Regions from separate parts of the Homo sapiens genome. Here region 2 is linked to region 1. A link is an interaction called in ENCODE POLR2A ChIA-PET data of the cell type or tissue named here. Cell type or tissue: PC-3. All regions are shown on one strand. Each heading gives the region's core, and the rest is flanking DNA. Links, peaks and the distances in the headings are about the cores only. Region 1 overlaps POLN (DNA polymerase nu). Region 2 overlaps POLN (DNA polymerase nu).

Region 1 (16,190 bases), core at 5,432-7,931:
GGGTAGTTTTATTTGGGTTTAATCTGTTTGATCTCTGGCCTTCCTCTACCTGGATATTTATATCTTTCTCAAGATTTGGGCCAGGCGCAGTGGCTCATGCCTGTAATCCCAGCACTTTGGGAGACTGAGGCGGGTGGATCACTTGAGGTCAGGAGTTCGAGACCAGCCTGGCCAACATGGTGAAACCCTGTCTCTACTAAAAATTCAAAAGTGAGCCGGGCATGGTGGCACATACCTGTAATCCCAGATACTCGGGAGGCTGAGACAGGAGAATCACTTTAACCCAAGAGGCAGAGGTTGCAATGAGCCAAGATCAAACCATTGCACTTCCGCCTGAGCAACAGAGCAAGACTCCATCTAAACAAACAAACAAACAAAACAAACAAACAAAAAATTTGGGAAGTTTTCTGTTATTATTTTTTGAATAAGCTTTCTATTCCTTGCTCTTGCTCTGCTTCATCTTGAACACCACTAATTCTTAGATTTGCTCTTTTGAGGCAATTTTCTATATCTTATAGGTGTCCTTCTTTTCTCTTCTCTCTTTTCTTTTTACTCCTCTGTGTCTTTTCCAGTAGTCTATCTTCAGACCCACTGATTGTTTTCTCTGCTTGATCCATTCTGCTGTTGAGAGCCTCTATTGAATTTTTCAGTTCAGCAAATATATTTCTCAGTTCCAGGATTTCTGTTTGATTTTTTAAATTAAGTCAACCTCTGTTAAATTTTTCTGATTAATTTCTGGGTTTTTCTGTGTTATTTTAGAGATCACTGAGTTTCCTTAAAACTGCAATTTTGAATTCTTGATCAAAGAGCTTCACTGTCGCCATCCTGTTAAGGTCAGTCACTGGCTCCTTGCTTTGTCTGGTTTGAGAATGTCATGGTTCCCCACTTGCTATTATTTCTTGTGAATGTACGTCTATTTCTTTGCATTGAAGGATTCGTTTTTTTGTTCCAATCTTCTCTGTCTGGTTTGTTTTGGTTTTTTATTAGGTATGTTTGCTCAGAGATTTTTGGTCAATATACCTGTTAAATATCTTTTTGTTTTTGCTAGGTCCTTGCTTCCTTTTCAGCACTAGGTGGCACCTTAAGCCCAGGTGTGCCTCGGCTCTAGCAAACTTCAGAGCGCTCCCCATCCCTGATGAGGAAAGTCCCTAAGGGAATACCTCGCAGTATGGGAAGGCTAGCCGGGAGTTCATGCCCAGGGGACCTGTAGGATGTACCTCCTACAACATGGTCCTACTGACCAGCCTTTCTGATTTGGTGTCTCCTCTGTCTATGGTACAGAGCCGAGTGTCTGCTAGTCTCTACCACTGCCCATTTCTGGCTGTCCTCAGGGATATTTCTCCCTTCAGACACTCATGATGCTTCCTGTGGATTGTGGCAGGGACGGGTCTCCTGCCAGGGGGCCCAAGATGATGGGAAAGTTGATTGTCCACCTCAGTCTCACTTTTTTCAGTTTAGTAACTGAATTGGGAGAAGTTTTTCTACATGTTTGGTGACTGGCAGATTGGGGAAGGGACATAAAGTCTGATTCTCTTACTGTCTGCATGGAGTTTTTTCACTTCTGTGTGGCCTTGGAAACTGTGTCATCCTTATATTTGGGTTCTGGGATATTGCTGGTGATAATCTTGGTGCTGTATATTGGTTTTTGCTTTTTCTGTGAAGGAGAGTGAAGCCGGCTTTCTTGTGTTCTACCATTTTGGTAACATCACTCTATTACCAATAATCTCTTTTTATTATTAGCTGTCTAGTCAGTGTTTGCACTTCCCTAGTTGTTCTATAACTGTTTTTGTTTATTTGTTTTGTTTTTTTACAGTTTGTTTTAACTGGGGCCCAAAGCCCGTAACTTGTATTTCTTTTTGTTTATTTGTTTGTTTTTGAGATGGAGTCTCGCTCTGTCACTCAGGCTAGAGTGCAATGGTGCAATCTTGGCTCACTGCAACCTCTGCCTCCTGGGTTCAAGCAATTCTCCTGACTCAGCCTCTTGAGTAGCTGGGATTACAGGCACGTGCCACCATGCCTGGCTAATTTTTTATATTTTTGGTAGAGAGGGGTTTCACCATGTTGGCCAGGCTGGTCTCGAACTCCTGACCTCAAGTAATCTGCCTGCCTCGGCCTCCCAAAGTGCTGGGATTACAGGCATGGGCCACCGCGCCCAGCCAGGTGTGCTTGTATTTGTTAAGCCTCTTTTCATCTATATGTTCTCCCTTCCTCTGTCTTACACTCTTGCAGTTGTTTTGGTGTTCAAGAAACCAGATTGTTTGTCCTGTAGAATTTCTCACAGTCTGGATTTTACTGAGCACATCTCTTTCTTCTCATTTAATATGTTATCTCTCTTCTATTTCCTGTAAATTGGCAATTAGATCCAGATGCCTGATCAGATTCAGGTTAGATTTGGGAGAGAAAGACTACATAAGTGTTGTATACGTTTGTCAGGAGGTATATAATGTTTGGATGTTTATCTTTTTTTGTGATGTTAGAAGCTACTGCTTGTCATTGTCTAGGTTCCTTAATTGCAACATGGTGATATTTAAGATCTATTATGCTTTCTTCATTTATTAGCTATAACACTTACATAAAGAGAAATCCCCTTTTATCATCTATTTGGTTACCCTAAGTACACTTCATATAGAAAAGCCAAGATAAAATTTGATTATTTTCCTTTATTTACCCGTTTTCAAAATAATGAATTGTTTCATAGAATCACCAAAAGGTGATCAAAAAAAGCCTTTTTCATTTTAGTATCATTATGAGCATATGGATTTAAATATATTTGATATGTTTTGACACATTGCACATGATCTTTGATGAGTTAGGTGAGCCTTTGTCATACAAACCTAGTAATCTGGGCATCTTCTTTGATTTGTGGTATGGTAGGATGTTTCCAGGTCATCTTGTGCATTTCCTGCTCTAGACCTGAAATTAGCCATTTCTTCAAGGAGCCCTGTTACATTAGTGAAAATGGCATTTAGAGACCAGAATCTGGTCACTGGATATGTACCTCACTATTAGGTTGACTTTTGTTACCAGGCTAAGATGTTTGTATTTTTTTTTAAGATAAAATATACTGTGAGTTCATACTGATATTTCTAATTCATGTTCAGGATGACAGGGTTTTTACTTAACCTTATTGATCTCCTTTAAAACATACTGAAGAATCCTTTGTACTTGGAGGTCAGTTTGGCTGTATATAAGATCACTGGTTTACATCTTTCTTTGTATTTCTAAAATATGCTATACTATTGTTTTTTGGCATAAAGTGGTGCTTTCAGAAAGTGTGGTGAAAATCTGATTCTCTTTCCCTAATTAGTGACTTGGTCTTTTTGTCTGAATGTCCAAAGGTTTTTGTTTGTTTTGTTTTCCTTTTTTTTTTTAAAGTCTAGTGTTTTACTAGACTGTGTCTTGGTGTTGGCTGTTTTGGGTCAATTTTGCAAGATATGTATGTACCCTTAAAAAAAAAAAAAAAACTTTGGCTGGGCACGGTGGCTCACGTCTGTAATCCCAGCACTTTGGGAGGCGGAGACGAGTGGATCACCTGAGGTCAGGAGTTCAAGACCAGCCTGGCCAACATGGTGAAACTCCATCTCTACTAAAAATATGAAAATTAGCCGGGCATGATGGCGTGCGCCTGTAGTTCCAGCTACTCAGGAGGCTGAGGCAGAAGAATCACCTGAACCTGGCAGGCAGAGATTGCAGTGAGCAGAGATCTCGCAAGACTCTGTCTCAAAAAAAAAAAGAAAAAAAGAACACCTTGTAAATAGCTTTCTGGTATAGCTTTAAAAAATAGCGGTTTTATTAAGATATAATTTCATACCATAAAATTCACTCTTTAACTGTACAATTCAGGGGTTTTTCAAGTAATCACAGAATTGTGCATCTATCACCACTACATAATATCAGAACATTTTTGTCACCCCAAAAAAAAACCCTGTACTCCTTAGCAGCCACTCCCCATCCCCCCTTTCTCAGACTCTGGCAAGCACTAATCTGTGGTTTTTTGTCTCTGGAGTTGTGTATTCTGAATATTTAACATGAATAGAATTGCACAATATGCAACCTTTTGTCACTAGCTTATTTCATTTAGCCTGATGTAGCTTTTTGTTGTTGTTGGTTTTTAACCTAGTGTTTTAAAGGTTCATTCAAGTTGTGGCATGTATCAGTACTTTATTCCTTTTTATGGCTGAATAATATTCATATTTTGTTCATTCATCAGTTGATGAACATTTGAGTTGTTTTCACTTTTAGCTGTTATGATTAATGCTTCTATGAACTTTGGTGTAAAGGTCTTTGCGTGGACATATTTTCAACTTGCTTGCGTGTATATCTAGAAGAAGTAGAATTGCTGGGTCATGTGGTACTCTGTATTTAACATTCTGAGGAACTGCCAAACTTGTTTCCAACAAGGCTGCACCATTTTAACCAGCACTGTATATAGCACTGTAACTTCCCCACATCCTTGCCCAATACGTGTTCTTGTGTATCTTTATTTTAGTCATCCAAGTGGATGTGAAGTGTTACATCCTTATGGTTTTGGTTTGTATTATACTGATGCCTAATGATATTGGACATCTTCTCATGTGCTTATTGGCCACTTTTATATCTTTTTTTGGGGAAATGTCTGTTCAAATATTTTGCCCATTTTAAAATTGCATTGTCTTTTTATTGTTTATTTGTAAGAATTATTTATATATTCTAATATGAGTTTATTGTCAGATATACAATTTGCAAATACTTTCTCCCAATCTGTGACTTGTCTTTTTAGTTTCTTGATGTCCTTTGAAGCACACTTTTTTTTTTTTAAGGAAATCCGATTTATTTGTGTTTTCTTTTGTTATTTGTGTTTTTGGTGTCAAATCTAAGAAACTATTGTTTAATCCAAGGTCAGAAAGATTTACTCATTTTTTTTCATACAAGTTTAATCATATTCTCTCTGAGGTTAGGCTTATGATCCATTTTTGGTTAATTTTTGCATATGGTGTGAGGTAGGGGTCTGTATTAGTTTCCTAGGTCTGCTGTAACATTACCATAAACTAAGTGCTTAAAACAAAAATTTATTTTCTTACAGTTCTGGGGGCTGGAAGTCCAAATTAAGGTGTTGGCAGTTCCTTCTGGAGTCTCTGAGGGAAAATCCATTCTGTGACTCTCCCCCAGCTTCTGGTGGTGGCTGGAAGTCCTTTTCACTCCTTGACTTGTAGACACATCCCTCCAGTCTCTGCTTCCATCCTCATGTGGCCTTTTCCCTCTGCATGTCTCTATATGTCACCTTCTTTTCTGTCTCTCATAAGGACACCCATCATTGGATTTAGGGCTCACCCTAACTTAAGATGATCTCATCTCAAGATTCCTACCATAATTGTATCTGCAAAGGCCCTTATTTCAAATAAGTTCCCATTCTGAGATTCTGGGTGGAGTTATCTTTTGAGGACCACAATTCCACCCATTGTTGGTATCCAACACCATTCTTAGTACCTTTGTTGAAAATCAATCAACCACTGATGTATGGGTTTATTTCTAGACTCTTGATTCTGTTCCACTGATCTGTAGGTCTATTCTGTGTCGATACTACGCTGTATTGATTATGTATATGTCTTTATGTAGTTTAAAGTCATCTTTTTTTTTTTTTTTGAGACGGAGTCTCACTCTGTTGCCCAGGCTGGAGTGCAGTGGCGTGATCTCAGCTCACTGAAAGCTCCGCCTCCTGGGTTCACACCATTCTCCTGCCTCAGCCTCCCCAGTAGCTGGGACTGCAGGTGCCCACCACCACACCCAGCTAATTTTTTGTATTTTTAGTAGAGACAGGGTTTCACCGTGTTAGCCAAGATGGGCTCAATCTCCTGACCTCGTGATCTGCCTCTCCTGACCTCGTGATCTGCCTGCTTCGGCCTCCCAAAGTGCTAGGATTACAGGCATGAGCCACCATGCCCGGCCTAAAGTCATCTTGAATTACAGTGTTTAGTGCTGTGTTCGTTTGTTTTCTTTCCTTTGATTTCCTATTTCATATGTTGAATCTTCTTGTCTGTCTTTCATATTTATCTTTTTGTCATATTTATCATTTTTTATCCAGAATCCATTTTCAGTTTCGTCATTTCTTTTAGATTTTTTAAAATTTTATTTTATTTTATTTTTAAGTTCTGTTGGACTTGATTCTTTTTTATTTAAAAAAATATTCTGTCTTTTTTGGCTGGGCACAGTGGCTTACGCCTGTAATCCCAGCACTTTGGGAGGCTGAGGTGGGCAGATCAACTGAGGTCAGGAGTTTAAGACCAGCCTGGCCAACATGGTGAAACCCCATCTCTACTAAAAAAAACAAAAATTAGCTGGGCATGGTGGTGGGTGCCTATAATCCCAGCTACTCGGGAGGCTGAGGCAGGATAATCACTTGAACCTGAGAGGCAGAGGTTGCAGTGAGCCGAGATCATGCCATTGCTCTCCAGCTTGGGCAACAGAGCAAGACTCCATCTCAAAAAAACAAACAAAACAAACAAACAAAAAATTCCCTTTCCTTAATTCTTTTTTTTTTTACTTTAAGTAGTTAGCTATTATGTTTATTTGCTTTTGTGTCTTGCGCCAGTTTAGTTTTTATTTCTGAAATGTCTTCTTTTTTTAAATTTTCTCTCCTAGATTCTGTCATTTCTTTGTATAATTTTTCTTTTTCTAAGTCACCTAATTTCTAAGTATATTATTCGGATTTACTTACTTTTTTACAGGTTTTACTCTTTCTTAATTTTCTGAGTTTGTTTTAAATCTTATTTTGTTAGCATTTCTTTTTCAGCTACTGGCATTTTCTCCCTAGTGTGGGATTTGTCCTGGCAGGCTTCAGTTTGTCAGTTGCAAGAGATTATAGGGACCATCTCCCAGAGCATTCTTATACTGTCAGAGCTTCCCCAAGGATTTTAAAAAACATATGTTGATAACCATTACTTTTGGAATATTAAAGCATTGAAAAGGGAAGTGGAGTGAAACAGTCCTATTGGGTCAGTCCGCATCACCAGACAGTGTTGTAGAAAATCATGTGCTGCTGACGGAGACATGTGCTCCTCTTATCCAGAGCTCCAAATGTGCTACTGTAAGAGCCTTCCTAGATATCAAATGAGAAAGTCATAATACTGGCTGCTTTGGTAAATATAAATCTCTTAGACTGGTATAATTTAAAGATGCCTGAACATATAATATTTAATGTGATATGATCTAAGACTATAGTTTTATTTAAAGGCAAACTCCTTACTTTTGTATGGCACAATTCAAAATTTTAAAGTAACTTAAAAAGCAGTCACTTTAGGATTTAGTTTGTCTATTGATTTCTAGCCCGCCCCACCTCCCCAGCCTTTTATGACTCTCCCTTCATGTCTAAAGTGTTCTGGTATAAAAACTTGTTTGTTTAGCAAATATTGTATTTACTTTTTAAAAAGCATTTTCTCATGTATATCACACATAATTACAGTAATCTTTCCCCCCAGTTTTTGGATGAAGAAACTAACACTGAAGGGGCGAGGTGGCCTCCCAGGCTCAGAGGGTGATTCAGAATCCAGGCCTGGTGTTCCTTCCACAGTACCAAAGCGCCACACATTAGTTGTCTTGTAGATTTTCCACACTTCAGGGAGAATGCCAAAGTATCTTTGCCTTGCACACACTACCTGTTCAACACTCAGTGACGAGGGTGTCGTGTGTGCTCAGGCAACTCCCGCCCTTCTTCCTTTTGCTCGAGAGGCTTGGATTCCAGACTCCATGGTGCCAGACAGCCCAGTGACAGGCTGGAGGAGGGCAGGACTTGGCAGAGAGGATGCCTGAGGGAAAGAGGAGCAAGGAGGAGGGGAGGCAGGTAGCATGACCCACGACTCTGACTTCGACAGCTTTTAACATGTTTTTGAGAGATCCAAATTGCAAGTGAGCTTGGAGTCCCTCCTTTATGGCTACTTGAAATCTGCCTCTTTAATGTGACACCCACAGAGACGGGCCATGTGGGACTTGGGTTCATCGAGGCTGCCTTATCAAGGGTTCTAAATTCTGGAGAATAATGGAAAGTCACTTTGGTCCTTAGGTCTATAATTTGAGAGGATGACAATACTACTACTATTCGTTTGAACTTAAGAACTTTGTCAAAGCAGGAAAAACAACTATTGGTTTTTCTTGGGATGACTGAATGACCTTTTTCTCTTCAGTTGCTGATTTTATAGGGCTAGATCCCAGAATTGCTGCATGGCTTATAGATCCTAGTGATGCCACACCCTCTTTTGAAGATTTAGTAGAAAAATACTGTGAAAAATCCATTACAGTTAAAGTGAACAGCACATATGGAAATTCCTCAAGAAATATTGTGGTGAGTTGTTTAAGATAAAGTTTTATCAACCTTAATACATCCTATTTTTTCTGGAAGCTTTTTCTATTTTATTGATAGCCTAATAGTAAAAAGAACATTGTCAACATTCATTTTCACTTATTCAGCACAAATAGTTGTGACCTTGGCATTTCTGGTGGAGGATGTTGAATAAGGATAGGTGATGGCTGTTCTTCTATGGCACCTGTTCCTAGGAAATCTGTCCATAGTGTGACTCTTCCAGATGACTCTCTGATGTCAGTGTCACCTGCTCCATGAACAGAATGCCACTCATTGATAAATCCTTAGGGCTGGTGACGTGGCCACAGTGCCAGAGGTCCTGGGATGGCTACTCTTCAGTCTGTGTGGAGAGAATGGTCAGAACTGCCCTGGGTCTCGGGCTGGGTGCAGCAGCTCATGCCTGTAATCACAGCACTTTGGGAGGCTAAGGTGGGCCGATCACTCGAGGCCAGGAGTTCAAGACCAACCTAGCCAACCTGGTGAAACCCTGTCTCTACTAAAAATATAAAAATTAGCCAATCATGGTGGCAGGTGCCTGTAGTTCCAGCTACTCAGGAGGCTGAGGCAGGAGAATTGCTTGAACCTGGGAGGCAGAGGTTGCAGTAAGCCAAGATTGTGCCACTGAACTCCAGCCTGAGTGACAGAGTGAGACTCTGTCTCAAAAAAAAAAAAAAACTGTCTTGGGCCTCTCTCCAGGCCTTCGCCTGCTAGAGATACCCCTAGTTATCAGGAAGCACCATCTGGAAAACAAAGGCACTCACACCTTCTAGAACTGTGCCTAGAACCCAGAGAGAGAGACTTCTCAGCAGGCCCCAGAGGAGAGGTGTCTAGTGGTGGCAATGTGGCCACAGTTGGGGCCACCCTGTTCAGGCTTTCTAGTTAGCTGTCAGTGAACAGTTACATGGTAAAATCACTGCTGGAAGAACACACAGGCTACTGAGCTAGCTCAAGCAATCACAGCAAAGCAAGTGGTGATGTGAGCCCACGCCATGTACTGGGCACTGAGCTGGGGGTAAGAGGTGATGTGAGCCCAAGCTGTGTGCTGGGCACTGAGCTGGGGATAAGAGGTGATGAGAGCCCATGCTGGGCACTGGGCACTGAGCTGGGGGTAAGAGGTGATATGAGCCCGTGTCAGGCACCAGGCACTGAGCTGGGGATATTTGCCTCATGTACTTCATCCTCACAGATCATCTGTGATGTGAAGATTTGTAACAATAGGGTTTTGGGGTTATAAGTTGCAGAAATGCACTCTCCCTTAATATAAAAAGAGATTTATCAGAAGGATATGGGGTAGCCCACAGAATCAGAGGAAAGGCAGTACCAGGCCTTGGGAAGAACAGGAGCCACGCAGCCCTGAGTCCCAGGGAGCTGGAACTGGTAGGCTTGGTGGCAGCACTGAGCCATGACTTTTTCTCTGTCCAAAAGTCAAAGTTTCAGCACTTGGAGAGTGTTTTCTTTCCCTCCTTGTACCATGTGTCTACACCCCACCAGGGAGGCCAGGCATCTTGATTAGTATCCCTACCCACACTTCATGCCGTCAGGCAGGGAGACTTCTCCAAACAGAAGCTGAGATATTAGAAAGAAGGAGTTGTCCATCTCAGAATTATCAGTCCCAGTTTACAGATGAGAAAACTGAGGTATAGAAAGGTTAACGTACATGTGCCTTGCCCAGGGTCAAATTGAGGCCAGGGTTCAACTCATCCACACTCGAGGCAGAAAAGAGGCAGCCTCAGATGCAGTTCTGTTTATGTCTCATCAGCCAGATATGTCTCTGTAGTTGAGCCATGCAGGGCATGGATGAGGGTGGGAGATGGAAGTCCAGCCATTAATCATTAATCTACAGATCACAGGTTACACCATTCTCTCCAAAGAGGTGGCATGAATTGTTCAGATAAATGGAAGAGAGTTCCAGGTAGAGGGAGCAGCAGGGATATGGTAAGACTCTCAGAGAACATGGTGCCTCTATGGAGGACAGCAAGACCAACCTGGGGAGAAGGAGGCATGGCTGTGGGGAGCCAGAGAAGATTTAGGGGCTCCTCGTGCAGCTGTGCCATACCAGGGAGCTGGGCCTGTCCTGGGGGTATTCAAACTAGGAGTCACATGGTCAGTTTTGGGGTGTGGAAGGCTCCTGCAGGCAGCCAGGTAGAATTCTGCCAGGTGGCAGTCAAGAACTTGACATGGAGGGACTCTTCTGTAGGATGTTCTCCCAACATTCACAGGAGAGCCACAAGCAAGATGACTAGAAAACAATGCCAAGGTGTGTGCACTTAGCCACTGGTCCCATGGGATGTTCACTCTAATCTCAGGCCTTCAGCAGAAAATTGGGTCTGAGTGGGCTGGAGGTGGGGGATTTGTTTGGCAGAATGGGGTGTTGAAGAGGTCCTGGCACTCCAGGTTAGGGGAAGGGTAATTAGACTCTGTATTGAGGGACACATCTCATCCCATCTCCCTCTTTGTCAGCTGAACACAGACCCTTGTTTGTCATCTCCCAGGGCCTCTGTGTGCATCTCCTGGGGTGAGAATGGAGGGGTAAGTGTGGAACGTGGCAGCAGCTGTGCGTGGGTGCAAGGTGGTAAGGCTGAGAGAATGGAGCTGTGGACTCCAGAGAGGCCAGGTCTGCATTCTCCTCTCCCTGCTACCATTTAATCATTGTACCTGAGACATTAAGCTTCTTTGTGGTTCTGTTTCTCAGTCTATAAAATGAAGAAATACCCTCGGTTGGGAGGAAGTGTCCAGCTATGGATAGCTTGCACTTGCGCAGTAGAAGCACTTTCTACAGATGCGAACTTGTCTAGTCGAGGTGTTTGGTGATACTACCACGTACATGACATCTGCCATTGAAAACCTCATGGGATTTTACTAGGAAACATTTTTCAAGTCATGTCAGTTACAGACTGTGGTGAGCACTGCCACCAAGTTTATCTGATTTTTAAAAATACTTTTGCTCTTTTAAAGAATCAGAATGTACGTGAGAACCTGAAGACACTCTACAGACTTACAATGGACCTTTGCTCTAAACTGAAGGCAAGGCATTTTATTATAATTTCTGGCTGACAGAGGCTCACAAGAGATGTCTTTTCATTGGCACCCGCACTCCCAGGGAGTTTGAATGTGAAGGAAACGAAACGTTGAGTTCTAAGAACAAATTAACCTGTGCATTACTCAGAAAAGGGTTGTCTAGAATGATAAGAACTGAAGTTTTAAAAATGCTTTCTGTAGGTTGAAAACAATTGTAATATTTTTTAAAGCCTCTTTTTTAAGTGGGATGTTTCCAATGCCATAGTTAATGTAAAAGCTGAGCATTGATTTTGATTAATAGTGGGATGGACATAGCTTCACTCAACCAGAGTCTTCCTGGGAAGCAGACAGCCACTGCAATGAGCCACCAAGAAGAGCTGAGTGGAGGGACTGTGTCCAGAGGCCAGGGAGGGCAAAGGGAACCAGCCAGAAGGAGAAAGCTCCAGGGACAGGCAGTAGCTCAGCCTGTTTCCCTCCCTCCTGCCCCCTATGCCCCATCTGAGAGCAGAGGAGTGGCCCGGGTGATGTGACCTGGAGGAGCCTGCCCCGCCTTATGGGCAAGGGCAGGGCAGAGAATGGGTCTGGAGGGGCAGGAGAGAACATGAGGGCAAGAGTTGGAGGATGGAGCCTGGGACTCTCTAATGGCAGCAGGAAAACTAAAAACAATGAGACTCATGAAGAACACAGGAAGGCCCGGATAAATAGAGATTCCATGCTCTCAGGGGAGGTGGCCTGGAATAAAGATTCTAATGTTCCTCAAATTAATCCATAGTGGCAGTGAAAAATCAATGAGAATTATTGGTAAATTTTGGGAATTCAGTAAGCCTATTCTGAAATTAAAATGGTAGACTAAAAGTCCACAAATGCTTAAATCAATCTTAAAAATGAAAAAGAGTGAAGAAAATTGAGGATGGGGCTTGGCCTATCAGAATTTCTTTTTATTTCTTTTTTTCCACTTCCAATGTTTGACTTGAACCTATCTATATTTCTAACTATCTCTACTAGATCTTGGTAATAAAATAGCCTACTTAAGGGAAATAAGAGTTCATTAGGAAGAGCAAGTAAGAGGAGTCGAGGTTGGGTGGGAGACCAGCCATGCCCATGATAGGGGTCACCTTAATTCTAGCTCGACAAAATTTAGGCTTTTTGGTTGGGTGCGGTGGCTCATGCCTGTAATCCCAGCACTTCGGGAGGCCAAGGTGGGCAGATCACTTGAGGTCAGGAGTTCAAAACCAGCCTGGCCTACATGGCGAAACTCCGTCTCTACTAAAAATTTTTAAAATTAGCCTGGCATGGTGGGGGGTGCCTGTAGTCCTACCTACTCAAGAGGCTGAGACAGGAGAATCACTTGAACCCTGGAGGTGGAGGTTGCAGTGCGCTGAGATCACGCCACTGCACTCCAACCTGGGCAGCAGAGCAAGACTCTGTCTCAAAAAAAAAAAAAAAAGTAGGCTTTTCAACAAAATGCAGATACAATAATATTTAAATTGACGTTGATGTTATTTCTTCCTATTAAACAGGATTATGGTTTATGGCAACTATTTCGTACTTTGGAGCTTCCTCTGATACCAATTTTGGCAGGTAAGTTACCATAAAGATGAAGTACAGCCATTTTTCTAGAGGGTTCTTCATATTGTTTGGGATGAACATTTCTCCATACCTTACTTAGGAGTAGATAGTATATCTCATGGGCACCAGAGAGGTAGCAAGCCTATTATTTTCCCTTTCTGTAGTGAGGGGTTGGACTGCATTCCCTCTTGGTGTGGAAAGACTCGAGGTTCTGACATCTTGGTCATATGGGATCCCTTCTGTGCTGCCTGGCCAAGGAGGAGTAGGCTTCTCTAGATGTTTTATGTGTTAGTGGTTGTCTCTCATTCTGGTTTGCTGTCCTTATAACCTTGAGAACCTTCCTGCAAGAACTGATGCAGGGCTCTCTTCTGCCTTTGCCTTTGACCGCAGGTCCTGATGGGCACCACGTCAGCCAGGGGGCATTCACAGTGTGGGAAGGGCCAGGCTGGCCAGTGCGGTCCCCTCGCCCACTCCCACCTCAAAGGCCAGCTCTGTCAATGCGCCCATTTGCCTGTATGACACAGGGATCCTGACAGATCCTGTGCAGAGGTTGGCATGCAGCAGGTGCTGAGTAAATGGCAGTTGCAGTCATTATTGTCCTCATCAGGGAGCGAAGCATTTTAGTCTTTAGTAAAAAGAATACATTAATGCAAATATGATCTGGTTTGGGTTTCGAATCACAGTGATGGAAAGCCATGCCATTCAGGTGAACAAAGAGGAGATGGAGAAGACGTCAGCACTTCTTGGGGTAAGTTATTATTCCAGATGGTTTGTACTGGCCATCTCTTTCCTGCATGAGATAGTTGTTCCCAGTGGCAGGTCTAGAGTAGATTCTCCTTTTCTTCTCTTCCTTGTTTGGTGTTGACAGTGTTTCTCCCTCTTTCTGACGCCTGCAGGGGAGAACCAAGCATTGAAAAGACCTAAACAGCATCTAGTGCGTGTGTGTCCGGGGAGTTCTTTAATGGCTCCTCAGGATCCTCCTCAAAAGTTACGTTTTTCTTACAGGGACATTGTCCCCTGTAGTTTGGTGAAGGAATTCTTGGGTTTCTTGAAAAACAAAAATACAGAGATGTGTAAAGATGCATGAAAAAATACTTAAAAATGCTCTACTTCAGTTTTCTTAAGAAAACACATGTAGGTGGAGAGTGGGAAAATAGACACAGAGACTGGGAAGGGTGAGCAGTGGCGGGGCGGGGCAAAGATGAAGAGAAGCAGGCTAAAGGGTGCAAACATACAGTAAAATAAAAGAAATAAATTCAGTGTTTGATAGCAGCGTAGGATGACTGTACTTAACAAAAAGGTATTGAACTTGAATGATGGGTGCTCTGAATACCCTGACGTGACCACCACACATTATATACACGTAATACATTTTCTCATGTACCTCATACATCTGCACAAATTTTTAAAAAGGCTAAAGCACATGCCAGGAGCATCTTTAAAATAAAATGTTTAAAGGAAACCCCAATATAACCATCACCTGGTTCAAAGCACAGACTTTCCAGAGTCCTGTGTGCTTTCCCTATCAGAACCCCTTTCTTGCTGCCAAAAGTAACTGCAACCCTGACTTTTGTAGCCTTTTCATCGTTGCTTTTCTTTCTAGCTTTCCCACTTCAAAGCCTAAGCAATGTAGTTTAGCTTTGCTTTTGAACTGTAAGTAAACAGTGACTTACGTGTGGCCTTTTACCCAGCCTTCTACATCTCAGCTCCACCTGTGTTTCTGTGTGTCACTCAGTGCTGTGGAGTTTCCCGCTGTGGACTGTGCTGCCCTTGGTGTCTCTGTCCCACTGCCGATAGGCGTGTGGTTGTTTCCAAGTGGCAGTCGTTACAAACCACGCTGTACCTCTGAGTGCATTCCCTGTGCCTGTGGGCACAGGTTTCTGTGGGCTGTGAGGTGACTAGTGCTGCTGGGACACAGGGAAGCTGTTGCTTAGTTTTATTCAATAATGCCCAATGGCTTCCCAGAGTCTCACCCATGAGAATGCATACGGGATCCCATTCTTGCACATCCTCACTTCCCCTGGGTGCATCAGACTTTTACATTGTAGCCATTTTGGTGAGGCTATAATGATATCTCATTATGAGTTTTGTTTCTATTTTCCTGATTACTAATGTCAACCAAGAAGAGGTGAAAGAGCAGACTGCAAAGCAGTTAGACAAGGCATTCCTGGGGTCTTAGAAACTGCAATTCAGGAGACACAGGTTCAGCTAAAGGCCAATAAGTGTTCTGAAGAGAGGAAGGGGAGTTGAGATTTTTAAAAGGAAGCTAAGGGCGAATACACAGTTGTTGTGAAAGAATTATCATTGTTGGAGGCGGTTGGCTTAGTACATGAGTCCGTTGAGCTCATTGGTTGTCGCTCTTCAGAAGGTGCAGCACTGGCAAAATCTAGCTGTTTTCCAGGATGTTGTGGTCATTGCAGTTGAGCCCAGTTCAGAGGTTCAATTCAAGTTCCTGTTTTTTGTTTTTGTTTTTGTTTTTCAGCATTTCAGGTCATGCAGGCAGTCCTTAGAATGGCTCCCTGACTCTACTTTAGAGCTCTGGACCAGAGTGATATCATTTTTGTATGTCACATTTCACATTAGTGGGATCGATTAGCTTTTCATAGCATCATTAGCTTTTAGGAATTTCTTTTTGTAAAGGATCTGCTCAAGTCTTTTGCCCATTTTTATATTTTTTCTTACTGATGTATAGGATATCCTGATGTATTCTGGATACAAGCCTGTTTCCTATACTTTCTACCTCTGTCTTGTTCTATGTGATGTTGGATCCCTTTTCTAGTCTTAATATTGTTGGAGAATTGATTCTTTCTTTCCCATTATTTTTACTACTTTAAGTTTGTTTTCTTACCTTTGGGGGAGGATGCTTCTATGAGCCTAGGTATTTCACCATGAGGCAAAATATGTTTATTTTTATTTTTATTTTTTTGTAGAGATGAGGTCTCACTATGTTGCCCAGGCTGGGCTCAAACTCCTGGGCTCAAGACACCCACCTGCCTCGGCCTCCCAAAGTGCTGGGATCACCGGTGTGAACCACCGTGCCTGGCCAAAGTGTGTATTTTTATGCTTATTTTGATAAATTATAGGTTATTTATTACTCTTTTAAGAGCTTTCTTTGGGAATTTTGTGTGTATGTGTTTGTTTGTTGAGACAGTGTCTCACTGTCACACAGGCTGCAGTGCAATGGCACAGTTATAACTCACTGCAACCTTGAACCCTCGGGTTCATACAATCCTCCCACCTCAGCCTCCCAAGCAGCTAGGACCACAGGTGT
Region 2 (16,190 bases), core at 6,962-9,461, 85 kb after region 1:
GTATGTTTCCATGATGGTGAATGTCATCCTTTTGCTTCCAAGTTTAGGACTCCCTTGAGCATTTCTTGAAGGGCCGGTCTAGTGGTGACAAATACAGTCATCATTTACTTGTCTGGGAAAGACTTTATTTCTCCTTCATTTATGAAGGTTATATTACTGGATATAGAATTATTGACTGGCAGCGTTTTTGTTTGTTTGCTTTTTCTTTCAGCACTTTGAATATGTCATCCCATTCTCTTCTGGCTTGTAAGGTTTCTGCTGAAAAGTCTACTGTTAGTCCAATGGGGTTTCCTTTATAGATGACTAGATGCTTCTCTCTTGCGGACTTTAGAATTTGCTTTTTAACTTTCACTTTAGACGGTCTGATTATAATGTGCTGTGGCAAAGTCCTTTTCACATTGTATTTTCCCGGGGATTGCTGAGCCTCCTGTATTTGGATGTCAAAATCTCTTGCTAGACAGGAATTTTTCATATACTATTTTATTAAATAGGTTTTCTGAGCCTTTAGATCTCTCTTCAACCTCAGGAATACCAATAATTTATAAAGTTGGCTGTTTTATGTAGTCCCAAACATCTCAAAGGCTTTGTTCATTCTTTTTATTCTTTTTTCTTTAATTTTTCTTAGTGGATTCCAAAAGACCTGCCTTCAAGTTCTGAAATTTTTTCTTCTGCTTGGCCCAGTCTGTTGTTGAAGCTTTCAAATGTATCTTACATTCCTTTCAATGAATTTTTTAGTTCCAGAAAGTCGGTTTAGTTGGTTTTTTTGGTTTTGTTTCTAGAGATATCTATTTCTTTGGTAAGTTTCTCATTTGTGAATTAATTTTAATTCATCCTGAATTAATTTTCTGAGTTCTTTGTATTGATTTTCCAGATTTCTCTTGCATCTCATTGAGCTTCTTTAAAAATCAGCATTTTGAATTATTTATCTGGGATTTTGAGGATTTCTTTTTTGGTTAAGATCTATTGCTGGAGAATTATTGTGTTCCTTTGAGGGTGTCATACTACCTTGCTTTTTCATGTTTCCTGTGTCCTTACATTGATTTCTGCACATCTGGTGTAACAGTTGCTGCTTCTTATTTTTTAATTTACTTTCATTTGAGTGTGGGGGTTCCTGAAGATGTGACTCTCTGTTGGTTGGGTAGGACCCTTTGGCTTTGTTTCTGAGTGCGTGTAGTAGTGAAGACTCTGTATGATTTCTTTGGCTGTGAATAGCATTAGTGGTATCTGTGGTTTCTTTGGGATGTTAGGGTGTAGGTATTGGTGGAGGCTGTGGTAAAGTTGTGTGGGGACTAAAATGCCAGATGGGCCTCTCTTCAGGTTTCAGCCACTCTCTCTTAGTGGGCTAAGCATGTCTGTCCTTGTGCCCTGGGACAACATATGCTGGCACCTGTATTGGCGGTTCCAGGCAGACCAGTTCTTGGGCCTCTGGTTGGCTTTCTCAGATGCCATTTGTACTAGTGATGTCCTGGTTGGGTGAGTGGGCTCTCGAGCTCCTGGGCAGCCAGGATGGTTTGAGTGATGGTAGTAGCAGTGGTTGTGAGATGCTCTGTTGGGTCCCAAGTGCTGTGCATTTGTGTTGGCAGTGGTTGCAATGGGCTTTGCAGGCCAGCCCCCAGGCCAGCAGGCAGCACTTGCAGGTAGGAGCCAGCTGAGGTGGTAATGGTAGGGTGTTTATGCCTGACCTCTGCCCCCCTGGAAAAGTGCTTGAGTGTCCCAGGTGGTAAATTGGGTTGTGGAACCCCCAGGACCGTGGATCCTGCACTCTGTTGGGGATGAAGGCAGGCACAGCCAGACCAGGTGAACTTGTGCTGGACCCCCAGTGTTAAGTGCCCCCCAGTGGAAAGTGCATGCACCTGCCTTGGTGAAGGGCTAGGGAGGGCATGGCAATCCCCAGGCCCCTGGTGAAATGTTTGAGTGAAGGGCAACAGCCACTATGCTGAGGTCCTGCTGTGGGAGTTAGGGCCTGTTCCAGTGATCACAGCCTTGGCTGGAGAGTGGGGAACTTGTGTCCCTCTCACACCCCAGTCCAATCCAGGCATCCTCCCCCATCCCAGCTGTCACAGCTGACTCACTGTTCAGTCAGACCTGGCAGCTCACATCTAACCCACAATTCAGCCCTGGGGCATAAGAGCCCCTACCCAGCTCAAGACCAAGCCTCCACAGCTACTCTCGTCCTGCTCAGTTCCCAGGGGAAGTGCCTACTTTCAACGATGGTGGCTGCAGCCCATGCCATGCTTGCTTCCCAGTTCTAGTTGTGGGAGCTCACACTCTGCTCACACCCTTGTTCCACAAGCAGCAGCCCAAGTTTTCCTAATGCCTAGGCCTAACGCCATTGTTTCATGGCACCACACAGTCTGTTAAAAGCTAGGACCAAGAATGACATCTTACTCTAGCTGCTTAGGTCTTAGGAAGGACGTGGGACCCAGGGCATGTTCCCTCCCTGGAGCAGGACTGGGGAGGGTTAAGGTGCTCTCCTATGGCCTGGATTGTACAATCCCCCAGTGGGAAAGTGGACCACAGAAAGATTATCACCCCCTCCGGTACTGGGGAGTCACTCTGGTTCCCAGCCCGTCCGGGCCATGCAGGCTGCCTGTTTTCCTTCTTCCTAGATTGTGGAGTTTTCTTTTGCTTTTCTGTTGAACTGCTGTGTTCTGTCTTGGATAATGTATTCAAAGTGTGATTGTCTACATAGCATTTTGGTTCTTTTAAGTGGATGAGGCATGCTTGAAATGCATCTAATCAGCTGCCTTGAAAAAAAAGACATTTCTTAGTATGGTTTGTATTGTTTGTGTTTCTTTTCAACACACTCCTATTTATGAGACTCATGTATTCTTTGTTTTCTTTAGCCTTATTTCAGTTTTGATTTTTTTTTTTCATGTTTAGGCATGTACTCAATCTGGACCCCATTTTTGTGATTTGTGTGGCAACAAAGATCTAATTTGATTTTTTCCACCATGGTGAGCCAGTTGTCCCAGGTCAATGCATGGGGCCACGTCCAGTGTTTCACCTCTGCAACACACCAAGGCCCATGAGCCCCAGCACTGCCACTGGGCTCTCTGTTCTACTCTGTATATGTATTTCAACATCATCCTTTCATGATTGTTTTTACATTAATGAGCTTCTAATTTATTTTTGTGTATGATAGGAAGTAGGCATTTAACTTCATAGTTTCCCAAATAATTAGTCAATTCCAACCCAGTATAGATTTAAAATGCCAAATCATGTTTTAAAATATACTACAGCCTGTTTGGGGCTTTTTCTTTGCTTCCCCTGATTTATCTATTTTTACTCCTGCATCAGTATTGAGTTTTGTGTACCTTTCCCTGTTCTTCCTCATTACTCGCCCTTTTTAACTTTGGCCTGACTGTTCTCATTTGGTTTGTTTTTCAGATGAAATTTAGAATTGCTTTCTTAAGTATTCACCCCCCAGTCCTCCCGATACCTTAATTGAAAGTGTGCTAAGGTAAAACTGGATATGGCAAAGTTGATGTCTTTTCACTGTTGTATTCTCCTGTCCAGGAGCACAGCACATCTTCCACTGTGTCTTTTAATGCCCCCTTCCTTAATGAAAGTCTGGTGCATTTCTTCTTAAACTTATTGTCAGGTATGTTGAGGTTTCTATTGCTATTGTGAGTGTGGTCCTTTTCTTTTATTGTAGTTTCTGTTTATTACTAGTAGGAAAGCTATTGACTCTCCTGTATTTACCGTGGAATTTTTTATGGCTAATTTTTTCTTTATAATTTTCATTGGTTACAAAAAATTTAAATACCAGTTATCAAAATAACAAAAACCAGATTTCCATAAGCCCACTAGACTTACTTGTGGGCTTTCCCCCACTATTTATCTGCAATTTTATGACTTAAAATCAAGTCATACCATATAAACGATTTGAACCCTAGCATAATTTTTGGATCTCTCTCTCTCTTTTTTCTTTTTCTTTTTTTTTCTTTTTTGAGACAGGGTCTCACTCTGTCACCCAGGCTGGAGTGCAGTGGCACAATCTCAGCTCACTGCAGCCTCAGCCTCCCGGGCTCCAGTGATCCTCCTGCCTCAGCCCACCACATAGCTGGGACTGCAGGTGTACATTACCACACCTGGCTAATTTTTTTGTATTTTTAGTAGAGACAAGGTTTCATCATGTTGCCCAGGCTGGTCTTGAACTGGATCACTTTTTTAAATAAACTTTTTATTTTAGAACAGTTTTAAATTGACATAAAAATGGCAAGGATAGTACAAAGAGTTCTCATATATCCCACCCCTGCTTCCCTGTTATGAATGTTTTCCATTAATATGGTACATTTGTCACAATGAATGAACCCAATACTGGTATGTTATTATAAACTAAAGTCCACACATGACTTGGATTTCCTCAGTCTTTCCCTGCTGTCCCCTTTCTGCTCCAGGACCCCCTCCATGACACCACACTGCTTTTAGTCACAGTCTCTGTAGGCTCCTTTTGATGGCGACACTTTCTTGGACTTGCCCTGTTTTCAATGACCCTGACAGTTTTGAGGAGGACTGGTCAGGTATTTTGTAGAATGTCCCTCAATTGGTGTTTGTCCGATGTTTTTCTCATGACTAGACTGGGATTTGGGGTTTGAGGGAGGAAGAGCACAGAGGTGCAGGGCCGTTCCCTTCACACTGAATCAGGGACTTGCACTGTCAACAGGACTTACCCCTGCTGATGCTGACCTGGGTCACCTGGGTGACAGCGTATTTGTCAGGTTTCTCTACTATAAAGATACTCTCTTCTACTCCGATTCCACATGGTACCCTTTGAGAGCAAGTCACTAAGCATAGCCTCTAATTAAGGAGTTGGGGGTTACCCTTTGTCTTCTTAAGAACAGGGTATCTATATACATTATTTGGATTTCTTCTGTGTGGGAGATCTGTGTTCTCCCCCATTTATTTATTTAATCCTTTGAATCCAAATTCGTATGGATTCATGAATATTTATTTTTTACTTTGGGATAGCTATAATACAATTTATTTTTTGTTTTCTCGCTTAAATTGTTCCAGCTTTGGCCATTGGGACCTCTTTCAGTTGGCTCCTGTGTCCCTTGACTTAACCTCTTCAGTGTGTGTGTGTGTGTGTGTGTGTGTGCGCACGCACGTGCATGTGCACACACATTTATCACTTCCTTGCTTTCTGGCACTAAAAGATATTCCAGGTTCATCTTGTATGTTTCCTGCCCCAGTCCTGGAATCAGCCATTTCTCCAAGGAGCCCCATTTTTTACTGGAGAATGGCTATTAAAGGCCAAGTTCTGGTGCTAGGTGCTCTTTGCTACTGAGCAGGTTGCTTCTAGGCCCTCTCAGCTGACAGAACAAGAAGTTGTGCATGCATGCCAACCTGTGTGTATACACACATCTTTAGATATTTCTCTATGTAACCATGTGCATCAACATGGAGCTTATCATGAGTTCATACTGATGTCTCCAGTGCTAACCCATTACCCATGGATCATTCTAGCTCCTTCTCTTGCTTATGTACCTGGCATCAATCTAAACTTACCAAGACCTCTATGATACATTTTCATTTGGTTAAGTTTAAAAATATTTTATAAAATAGTCTACAAAAATGTCATGTAGTTGTTTATTCACTTAGACAGGGTCTTACTCTGTCGCCCAGGCTGGAGTGCAGTGGCACACTCATGGCTCACTGCAGCCTCAACCTCCCAGGCTCAAGCAGTCCTCCCACCTCAGCCTCCCAAGTAGCTGGGACCACAGGGGCATATCATCATGCCCAGCTAATTTTTTATTTTTCATTTTTGTAGAGACAGGGTCTTGCTATGTTGCCCAGGCTGGTTTCGAACTCCTGGCCTCAAATGATCCCTCCACCTAGGCCCCCCAAAGTTCTGAGATTACAGGCATGAGCCACTGCACCCAGCCCATTTTGGCTTTTTGCTTCTTATCTAAATATAGCTGTTAACAATGCCAAGTTTAAGGGTGGCTAAACAAGGTGGCAAAATAGCTTAACACAGCAGGAAAAGGGGGAAAACTGGAAATGCATTGGTACTTAGAAATTAGGTGGCAAAAAATCAGTGAAGTCTGGGATGTCAGCAAGAATGGTGGGGTACACAGCCCCATGGGCCTGTCCCCCAAAGAAACATTGAAAAATCTAACAAAACTGTCTCAACCAACTTCATCAAAACTTTGAAAAATAGGCAAAGGTTTACAGCAACCAAGCAAATGCTGAATCAAGAAAAAGGCAGGTGGGGTATGGTGACTCACACTTGTAATCCCAGCTTTTCAACTTTCAGAGGCTGAAGCAGAAGGATCCCTTGAGACCAGGAGTTCAAGACCAGTCTGGGGAACAAGCAAGACCCTACCTCTAAAAAAAGAAAAATAAGAAAAAACTTAAAAATGGTAGGAGAGCCTGGTGCGGTGGCTCACGCCTGTAATCCCAGCACTTTGGGAGGCCAAGGCGGGCTGATCACGAGGTCAGGAGTTTGAGACCAGCCTGGCCAACATGATAAAACCTGTCTCTACTAAAAATACAAAAATTAGCTGGGCATGGTGGCAGGTGCCTGTAATCCCAGCTACACAGGAGGCTGAGACAGGAGAATCACTTGACCCCAAAAGGCAGAGGTTGCAGTGAGTCGAGATCGCACCACTGCCCTCCAGCCTGGGTGACAGAGTAAGACTCTGTCTCAAAAAAAAAAAAATGGTAGGAGAGCCTGGTGATGACTCTGTCTGCCCTCCTCCCACCCCCCAATCTTGAAGGCAGCAGCATGTTCCTAGCATGGGACCTGGTCCCTGCTTCTGGAGGCAGAGCACACCTTACTCGAAAAGAAGTGGGTATTTATTCTCACCAGTCTGGTGGCTGCCTGAAGGGCTGCCACAGGCACTTGTCATTGTTTCACCTAACTCAGAACCCACTTGCTGCAGAAGAGTGGCAGACGTTGCTTGGAAACATTGTAAGGCAAATAACTTGCAGCTTCCTGGAGCTAAAAATTATAGTTGAGGCAAACAATGAAGCACTGAAAGCTCTGGAAGAAAAACTGAGGAGAGAGATGCTTTTGGAAATTAGGGCATTCAAAAGTACCTGTGGATATCGGGAAATGTAGAAAGCACCATACATGCGCAGAGAGCTTGCATGCTCAGAAAAGATCTAAGAAGACCTGAGCTTTCACCTGGGGCTGGTCTCTATGCTCAGTGCAAGTAGGAAGTGAAGGCTAAGGTAGAGCTGTGAAAAGCCTGGCTAAGCAATGAAGGAGGCCCCAGCACAAAGCCATCCACAAAACAGATTGGGAGAAGTTTCTGTTACTTTTTCTGTTTCTCTCTGTGTGTCTCTCTCTCTCTCTCTCTCTCTCTCTCTCTCTCTCTCTCTCTCTTTCTCTCGGCTTCTGAATCTGAGATGCCCACTCCATCAGGGAGGCCTGGTGTAGATGATAAGGATGTTTACAAAAGCAGCAGGCAGGAGGTGGCACCGAGGGTACATGTCAGGCTGCCTGTCCTTTGAAGGTGCTCTCGGAGGAGGAGGGACTCTTGGTGGTGCTGGGAGTGCTCTGGAGCTCCTGTGCTACTCAGATGTCTCAGCTTTAATCTCTGGAGATTGCTGTGGTTCACATGCCAGTCAGATGCTGAGTTGATCCTTATTCTATCTGAATGCTGTAGCTCCAGGGTGGGGCTCACCCCCATGGCCTCTGTCTGTGGGAGGCCAGGACAGAGTTGTTCATCCAGTCAAGCAGTGGGACTAGATAGGCCTAGAAACCAGCTCCCCCACTGCAGCAGACACAGACGTGGCCCAGGCCCAGGCACCCCAATATGGGGAACGGCCTTTCCTGAAGTTGGATGGGCATGCCTTTGGTGAAAGCAGTTTTGGGTTTTGATTTGTGGACACCTGGGAACGTGGGGTGGTGCTTGGCTGGCAGCAGCTGCTGCAGCCTCGCCGAAGGCATCTGCCTGGGGCCCTTGCTGAGCTGACACCACAGGTATGGAATGTCTCCCCTGCCAGTGTGCCGGCCACCATGAAAGCATAAGGAATTTCCAGAGGAAGCACAGTGGTGGGGTGTGTGGTTGGACTGTCTGCCCTGCACTGACAGTGCCTTCTGTGCCTGAACTTCACACATGGTCTCTCCATGCAGGAAGGATGTGCCCGTGGAACAGGTGACACACGCAGACAGAGAGCAAACCAAGAAGGTGGTGTACGCGGTGGTCTATGGAGCAGGTAGGCTGCGGGCCGGGAGCTGGGGTCTCGGGGTTACCTGTAAGCTGGCAGCTGTGTGCCTGTGTTTAAATGTGGCTGTGCCTCAGAAATCGTCTGTGAGTCCCTGGGTGTTGTTTATGCTCTGATGACACCTGCAGTCACCAGACACTGGCCAGACCACCCCATGCCTTGACCTGCTCAGAGTCACATCCAGCCTCTCAGGGGAGGCCGCGGAGCTGGGCAGGTCAAGTGTGACCAAGCCGTTGGCTCCACCCCTACACCATACCACTGTGCTAGGCACCACTGCTGTGCTTGGAGACCTTCGAGGAGACCCTCGTCCACACACATGCCAAGGCATTATAAAGTTAGATAGCCTCAAGGTGTGCAGCGCTTGGACTCATTGCCACATCTCAACATGCACCCCATCTCCCTAGGGCAGAGCTCACCCAGCTGGGCCATGCAGCCAAAGCACCCCAGAGAGGGCAGAGCCAGGCCTTGGGCTGGGAGCAGAGCAGTAGGGGTCCAATCTCAGGGGTAGCAGATAGGAGAAAGCGGGGCTAGGCCAGGAAGGACTGAAGGCCAGAGGTTTGGGCTGCCTGGGGCCTCTTCTGCAAGCCTCTCCCTCCCCTCCCCTTTTTGCTTCCCTTCCTGTTTCTGCTCCTCTCCCTCCTTCCCCCTACCCCCTAGCCCCAATACCCATGTCAGAGCAGGCCTTCTACTCTCTTCCACTCACCCTTCTTCTACTCTCCCTTGGACTCCCTGACATGGGCTGTCTGGGATTTTTTAATTCTTTTCTGGCCCTGGGTCATGCTGAATCAGCATGGCCTAGTTTCCCCAGCCAGCCAGCTCCTTCTTAAGCCTGTTCAGACCTCCTTTTCCCTGTGATCAGTTCTTCTTTGGGTAGCAGGGCTTGTGCAAAGACCCTGAAAAGAAGATTCACCATCCTGCCATGGAAACCCTTTGTTTATTCACAGAAAGGCAGCAAAACCAAACAAGCTTCAGTGGAAGAATAACGGGGCAAGCACATAGTAGATTGTCCCTAAGAGCTGCCCTACAGTCTCCATTGAGAATGTGGTGCCGTTGAACAAGCGTCCAGAGTGCCCCGCCCCAAAACTGTGGATGGATAGCTTGTCTAGAACCACAGCCAATCAGCCAGGCCAGCTCCAACCTCAGAGCTTTGCACTACTCTTCCCTCTATGGGAACACCTGCCCCTGTACCACCAGAACCCATCCCTCACTTCTGCAGACCTGTGCTCAACTCTCCCCTGTGCAACCTTCCTCAACCACAGTATTTGTTACCCATTTCTTAGGTAACAAATTGCCACAAATGTAGTAACTTAAAATAATACACACTATCTCACAGTTTCTCTGGGTGTGGGCATGCCATAGCTGGGTCCCCTGCAGGGGCTGCAGTCAGGGTGTTGGCTGGGGCTGTGATCACATCTGTGGCTTGACTGGGGAAGGATCCACTTTGTTGGCTTCTGTTTCTTTCTTTCTTTTTTTTTTTTGGAGACAGAACCTTGCTCTATCCCCCAGGCTGGAATGCAGTGGCACAATCTCGGCTCACTGCATTGAGCACAAAATTGGCTCAACCTCCAACTCCTGGGCTCAAGCCTCCTGCCTCAGCCTCCTGAGTAGCTGGGGTGACAGGCACCTGCCACCACATTCGGCTAATTTTTGTATTTTTAGTAGAGATGGGGTTTCACCATGTTGGCCAGGCTGGTCTTGAACTCCTGACCTCAAGTGATCTGCCCATCTTGGCCTCCCAAAGTGCTGGGATTACAGGCATGAGCCACCGCACCTGGCTGGCTTCTGTTTCTTGCTGGCTGTCAGCCGGAGGTGGTCTCAGCTCCTTGCCACATGGGCCTCACACCTTGGGCACCCACTCGCCTGTTCATGGTCTCATGCCCCAGCTCAAACATGAGTACCTCAAAGATAGGAGCTCATCACGTTAGCTCACTGCCTGGCACAGAGAAGACACAGGAACAAATTAGTGGACTTGGTGGTCTCAGCTCCACTTTTGAAAACATTTTGATTGTATACATGGTTTTTGGAAAATAGACTAAGAAACTTTGTTTTAAAGAACTAGGTTCTGTGAGTGACAGTAGTGTGACATTGGATTGATTCTCCTCAGAGTTGCTTGGTCCACTGCCTCCTCTCAGCCTCTTCTGTGCTGCACCCCTGAACCTCCCTGGGGCCTCTGTCTTGGGGGAAGGCATCACTCTGCCAAATTATATGAGAGTTTGTTGCCTTGCATCCTGCTGCATCTTGTGTTGCAAACATAACATTTGCTTCTGCTCTGCCGGCAGGACATCACCTCCCCAGTCCTGGGCCCGGCAGCCTGGGCTTGATCCCCAACCCTATCAGCTCCTGACTGTGTGGCCTTGTGCAAGGCCCTCCGCCTCCCTGTGCCATCTCCTCCTGGGAAAATGCTCTCATAGGGTGCATGGGGCCATACCTGGCACACAGTCAGCTCTCATCTCTGTCATCTGCCGTTACGTCTGAGTCCTACTTCACTTCTGTGCCATGTCAGTAAATGCCTCCAAGTGACTGAGCAGCTTCTGTAGGTCTCCTGTGGCAGCCCCGGCCTTGTCCCCAGTGGGGGCAGCCACCCCAAATCCAGCTAGGAGGGAGGGATGGAGAATGAGAGTGCCGAGCACCTGCCGTGGGGCAGCTGTCCTCCAGCAGGATGGATGCCCCCACCTACCCAGAAAAAGGTGGTCTTCTCTGCCACCCGTTTGGCTCCTTCTGGAGTATTCACTTTTTTTTTTTTTCTGGAGAGGAAAAGAGCTACATTTTGTAAATAAGCACTGAGTCATTAGCCATAATGTTGAAAAGGGTAATTTGGCTGCTTTTAGCTGTGACAGTGACAAGGGTTCCCACCCTGAGCCTCCGGCTCTGCTGTTCCCATTGTTCCGGTCTGGCTTGACAGCTGGAATTACTGTGTATCCACTGCTGTGGGCTTAGGCTGGTCTCTGTTCTCCTTGTGTTTGAAACTTTGTCACATGAGCTGGGACTGAGGAAGCCAGTCAACTTGCCAGGCCTCCCAGGCTGCTGGGGCGCTTTGGAAACTCCATAGAGGAGCTTTGCACCTACCAGCTTTCAGCGGATTGTAGTGACGTGTTTTCACATAACATACCTCTGAACGGCCCACAAATGCTGAGGGCATGGGGCAAGGCATGATTCCTACACATTCTTGAGAAATCGGTGACATGACTATTGTGAAGACTGTGATGAATACAGCAGAGGAAGCAGCAGGACTTTGTGAGAGGCAGGGGAGATGCCCCAGAAGGTGCAGGGTCTGTGTGCTCAGTCCCCGCAGCCACCGTGGGGGAGCTGGTAGGGAACACATGGAGTAACAGAGCAGCCACTGTCTGGGAGCCTTGACCCCAGAGGCTGGCTCACAGGCTCACTGCTCCTCCATCAGTCAACTGAATTCAAATGTCCGTCCCCAGCCTGACGGCCCTGCGCACAGCTGCTGCTGAGCCCAGCAGGAACCTGCCTTCTCCTGGAAGCAGCTCTTGACTCCTCGGGTCTTGATCTGAGTGTTTATGGCTCCTAGAGTCAAATCCTTGGGTCTTCTCAGATGATTCCCTGACTCTGAAGCTTGCCTCCACATCCAGTCATCACGTGACCCACAGGCCTGTGCTGAGGGCACACCGCCTGGCTCAGTGCCTGTTCCCGAGGGGCTCGCACCTGTCAGAGGAGACACGGGAGGAGGCCTGGGCGCACAGCACTGTGCCATCAGTGCATCTGCAGGAGTCCCTGGTGCCAAGGGAGCCAGGGGAGGGACCCAGCCCAGGGAGAGTTGGGAGAGTCCAGGAGCTGGCCCAGAGCAGCAACACCCGAGCTGAGTTTTGAAAGCAGCGTAGGATTCAATGTCAGGTCTGTTCCAGCTAGACCAGCCCATGTTCCCACAGGCCCACTATGTGCAGGCACTTGCTCAGCCCTAGAGACATAAACAGGAGTGAAAGCCTGTTAGCAATATGTGTGGGGCAGAAGAGCACTCGGAGAAAAGGGAGTGAAGGGAGTGAAGACTGTCCCTGCTAAACGTCAAATTGTAGCGCGCGCACACACACACACACACACACACACACACACACACACACAGATTCACGTGTACCCACCGGATAGGGTTAGCCGTCTGTGGGAAGAGTCAAATTGTGTGTTCGTGTAGGATTTCAGAGGTATGGAGTACTTAGTGTCCCCAGCATGCAGATCTCTCAGGGCCTGTGTGTGAAACAGGATCAACGGAATCACAGTGTGGGGACAAGTTCTATGAAAAGAAGGAGCAGTCCAGCGGAAGCATGGGACAGAGAAGTCCCCACAGAGCCAAAAGCCATCCTGCTTGGGGAAGGGACAGTGGCCTTTGAGTGTGACAGTCCCACTGCTAAGGGTGTCCAAGGAGTGAGGAGCAAAGATCCAGGGCCTGGAAGGCCTCCCAGACCCTCAGGCTCCATCTCAGTCTCTCGTCCCTGCTGCTTGTGGAGCCACCACACCGTCCGCTCTCTTGTGGATGGGCTTTCTTTATGCCTGGGGACCGGGGCCACCTGCTGCCCTTCAGAGATCCCGACAGCTCCATAGAAGAAAGGAAAGGGATTCTCCCTTGGCCATAAGTATTTAGAAAGCAAGGCATGACTTCTGGTTATGGCCAAGTCGCTCCCATTGGAGCAGCCCTCACACAGGGATCAACTATAAACTGTGGAAAATGTATAAAAAGACAACTACCCAGAGGCACTGGGAAGTGACCAGAGCAACAGAAATTGGAGGTCAGCTGACACCTGGAAGAAAGGAATGGCACTGGTGAATTTCTCATTCTATAGACCCTCACCTGAAGGCAAACCTCAGTTGATGCTGTGGGGACAGAAACTCTGCTAGAACATACAATCCTACTAGCTTGAAGAACTGGAGGACAGAGTTCTGGACAACCAGAGGATCTGGAAAGTGAAATGAGAAATTCTAGAAAGAAGAGAGCCAGGAAATGAGGCCAAATTCTAGGTTTGAACTCTGCTCAGATCCTTGGCTGACCCCTAACTATGCATGAATGGGACAGACTTCAAACAACCCAGAAGCCAAGGCAAAAAGGACTGACCTGAGATTTCAGTGTTTTCCCACTACAGGGAGACAGAGTTTGATTTTAGCCAAACTAAGTGCCCCTTTAAAAATAGTACTCCTGAGCTGGCACCTTATCAGTATCTAAGCGGAGTGTTTTGGAAGGAGTTAAGGGGCTGTAGCAAACGCCCTCTCCACCGTCATGGCCCAGCATCGGAATGTTCGAGGCTGTGACTGCGATGAAGATCTTGAAGATGATGATCACCATGGCCAGTCTGTAGAGGATGATTCTTGTATTTTGCTATCAACAGCTGCTCAGTTTATTTATTCACAGCGTGACAAACCTTCCGTTGAGCCTATAGAAGAATACGATCATGAAGATCTGAAAGAATCTTTCAATTATGTTTCGAACCATCAGCTCAGTGGATTTAATCAAGCTCGTTTTTATTCATGCCTTGATCACATGAGAGAAAGTACTTGGAGATGCTGTGCCAGATGAAATATTGATTGAATCAGTTCTGAAGAACAAGTTTGATGTGCAGAAGCCTTTGTCAGAGGTTCTGGAACAAGATAGCATGTAGAATTTGAAGGACAAGAATGAGGGAAGAGTATCTACAGGAAAGATAGCAAAAGGTAAGGAGTCTTATTTTCTTCTTCTGAAGTTTCAGCTGATAATGTTCAAAGTTCTTATCCTCAGTTAGCAAATCATTTGGATTATAGTAGCAAACCCTTTGATTTTTCTAGCTCAGTAGGAAAATATGGATTATCTCATAATTCTTCAGTTCCAAGTCACTGTTTACTCCATAGGAAAAAGAAACTTGACAGACTTAAAAGTGAAAAGAAACCAGAATCATGTAGGTTAACAAAAGAACTTTCACTAGCTAACTTAATTCCTGATATGTCAAGAGATTCCTGTGAAAGTCAGCCATCAGTCAGATTGTCATCTACAGACAGTCTGGAAAGTCTGCTTTCAAAGAACCTAGATGCTGATTTGTTGAGACTTCATCCATCTGAATGTGCTTCCAAAGATGATTCTGCATTCAAAGAAATACCAGATTTAAAGTCCATAATGATAAAGAGCACAACACTGAATAATTCTTCATATATTCAAAGTAATTCACTATCTGATTTTTAAAACATTCCAGTACAGGACAGTTTAGGAAGTTCAGATAATCCTTTGTGCTTAACTAGCTTGTTGGAAAATATGACTGTTGATAATTTAAATGCTAGTAAAGAAACTGAAGTTGGAAGTGTTTCTTTAGTTGAACAAAGTGCCAAGAATTACATTTTTAAAAATGATAATTTGCAGTTTTCCCAGTGTGAAAGTCCATCCCTAACTGAACTGTTTCGGGAACACAAAGAAAACAATATAAGCCAGTGCTTTACTTTGTCTGACCTTTGTAACCAGTCATCTGTCAGTTTCACAGATCTAAGTTTGGGATCCTTTCCCCTGTCACAATTAGCAAATCACTGTCAGTCTTCACCAGGAATATCAGAATTAACAGGATCTATGTTGTCATTGGCATTTCCTAAAGCTTCTCCCACAAGAGACCTTGAGAATTTGTCACTTTCTGAATTGATTGCAGAAACAATTGATGTATACAACTCTCAGATTAAGAAAGAGTCCTTTGAGGTCAGTTTATCTGAAGTGAGGTCTCCTGGAATAGATTCAAATATTGATCTTAGGGTCCTTATAAAAAAAACCCAGATTTTCTTCCAAAGCCTATAGTAGACCAATCCATTGCTCCTTCATCACGAACTAAAGTTCTAAGTTCAAAGCTAGGGAAGAAATCCAATTTTGCTAAGGATAATGAGAAAAACAATAAAGGCTGTCTGACTAGGAAACCACCTTTTTCTCTGTCTCGGACCAAGGCCGTTGCTGCTAGACCTTCAGCTTTTGCCTCAACACTGTGTCTTCGTTACCCACTAAAAAGCTGCAAGCGACGCACCCTTGACCTCTGTAAGACTTTTCTTTATAGTAGACAAGTTCAAGATGTAAAGGACAAAGAAATAAGTCCTCTTGTAGCGATAATACCATTTGACTTCAAATCAGCATCACCTGATGACATTGTAAAAGCTAATAAAAAAAAAGCATTTACTAGAGAATAGTAACAAAAGAAAACTTGATGGCTGTTGTACAGCTTTTTATTTTTAATTAAAGTCTTAGAGGATCACTTTATATTATGGGATTCAAATTGTGATTTTCATGAAAATTGTTGTAGATCAGTTGATTAGCTAATGCGTATTTTTGCACTGAATTTTTTTTAAACTATGTCTTCTTTCAGTGATAACAGGCTTTATTTAAGTTGGTAACCTATACTGAGTATATGTTTACAAAGTGGATATGGAAACTGGATGTTGTGAAATCAGACCTCAGATATTTTTGTTTGAAGCATTCAACTTTCTATGTTTTTTATGATGAAATATTTTTTTCTATGAGATATTTTTGTGCTTTGTTCATAAACGAAAATGCCAGCACTTGGAATTATTATAGTTTAGTGTGAAGATTATTCTTATGTGGCACAGCATAGTTGAGACATTATGTTTTAAAATACGATATAATTCCTAGTTTCATTATTTTTCTGTAGATAAATACTAAAATTTTTCTATTAGAAAATCTTAAAATTCCTGACCTTTGAGAGTACTGTGGAGATTGTTGAAATACATTTTTAATGATAATAAAATGAAAATCTTTTAAGGGACCATGTAAATATAGAAGTTGGATTTATATGTGAATTATTTTTATACATTTTTAAAAACCATTTGTCCTAAATAAACACTTCAAAATAAATATATAAAAAGTGTAAACAAAAAATTAGTACTCCTTAACCAGGCACAGTGGGCATACATCTGTAGCTACTCAGAAGGCTGAGGCAGGAGGATTGCTTGAGCCCAGGAATTGAAAGCTGCAGTGAGCTATGATCATACCATTGCCCTCCAGCCTGGGTAACACAGCAAGACACTGTCTCAAAAGGAAAAAAAAAATA

The links. ChIA-PET counts read pairs that join two places held together with the same protein. Peaks named below come from ENCODE experiments on the same cell type or tissue, not always from the same donor. Only the 100,000 strongest peaks of a DNase experiment are listed, where the experiment ranks them.
Region 2: POLR2A ChIA-PET joins it to region 1 with 6 read pairs; 2 of 35 experiments call an interaction of 5 or more read pairs at or near these places.

The regions. Positions count from the first base shown.
Region 1 is chr4:2,171,432-2,187,621 of GRCh38, reverse strand. POLN (DNA polymerase nu) reads left to right here. Exons shown (of 26, transcript NM_181808.4): 8 at 8,157-8,314; 9 at 11,288-11,356; 10 at 12,871-12,931; 11 at 13,603-13,667. Among named protein-coding and RNA genes, the nearest start is that of HAUS3, 63 kb to the left of the region's middle. RefSeq lists a silencer at 1,019-1,191 and an enhancer at 12,978-14,177. In PC-3, for the core only: no CTCF peak of the experiment used is centred there; no DNase peak of the experiment used is centred there.
Region 2 is chr4:2,087,833-2,104,022 of GRCh38, reverse strand. It overlaps POLN (DNA polymerase nu), which reads left to right. Exons shown (of 26, transcript NM_181808.4): 20 at 8,090-8,172. It also overlaps the pseudogene LOC100419959. Among named protein-coding and RNA genes, the nearest start is that of NAT8L, 37 kb to the right of the region's middle. RefSeq lists enhancers at 10,237-10,737, 10,738-11,238. In PC-3, for the core only: no CTCF peak of the experiment used is centred there; a DNase peak (open chromatin) is centred at 7,952.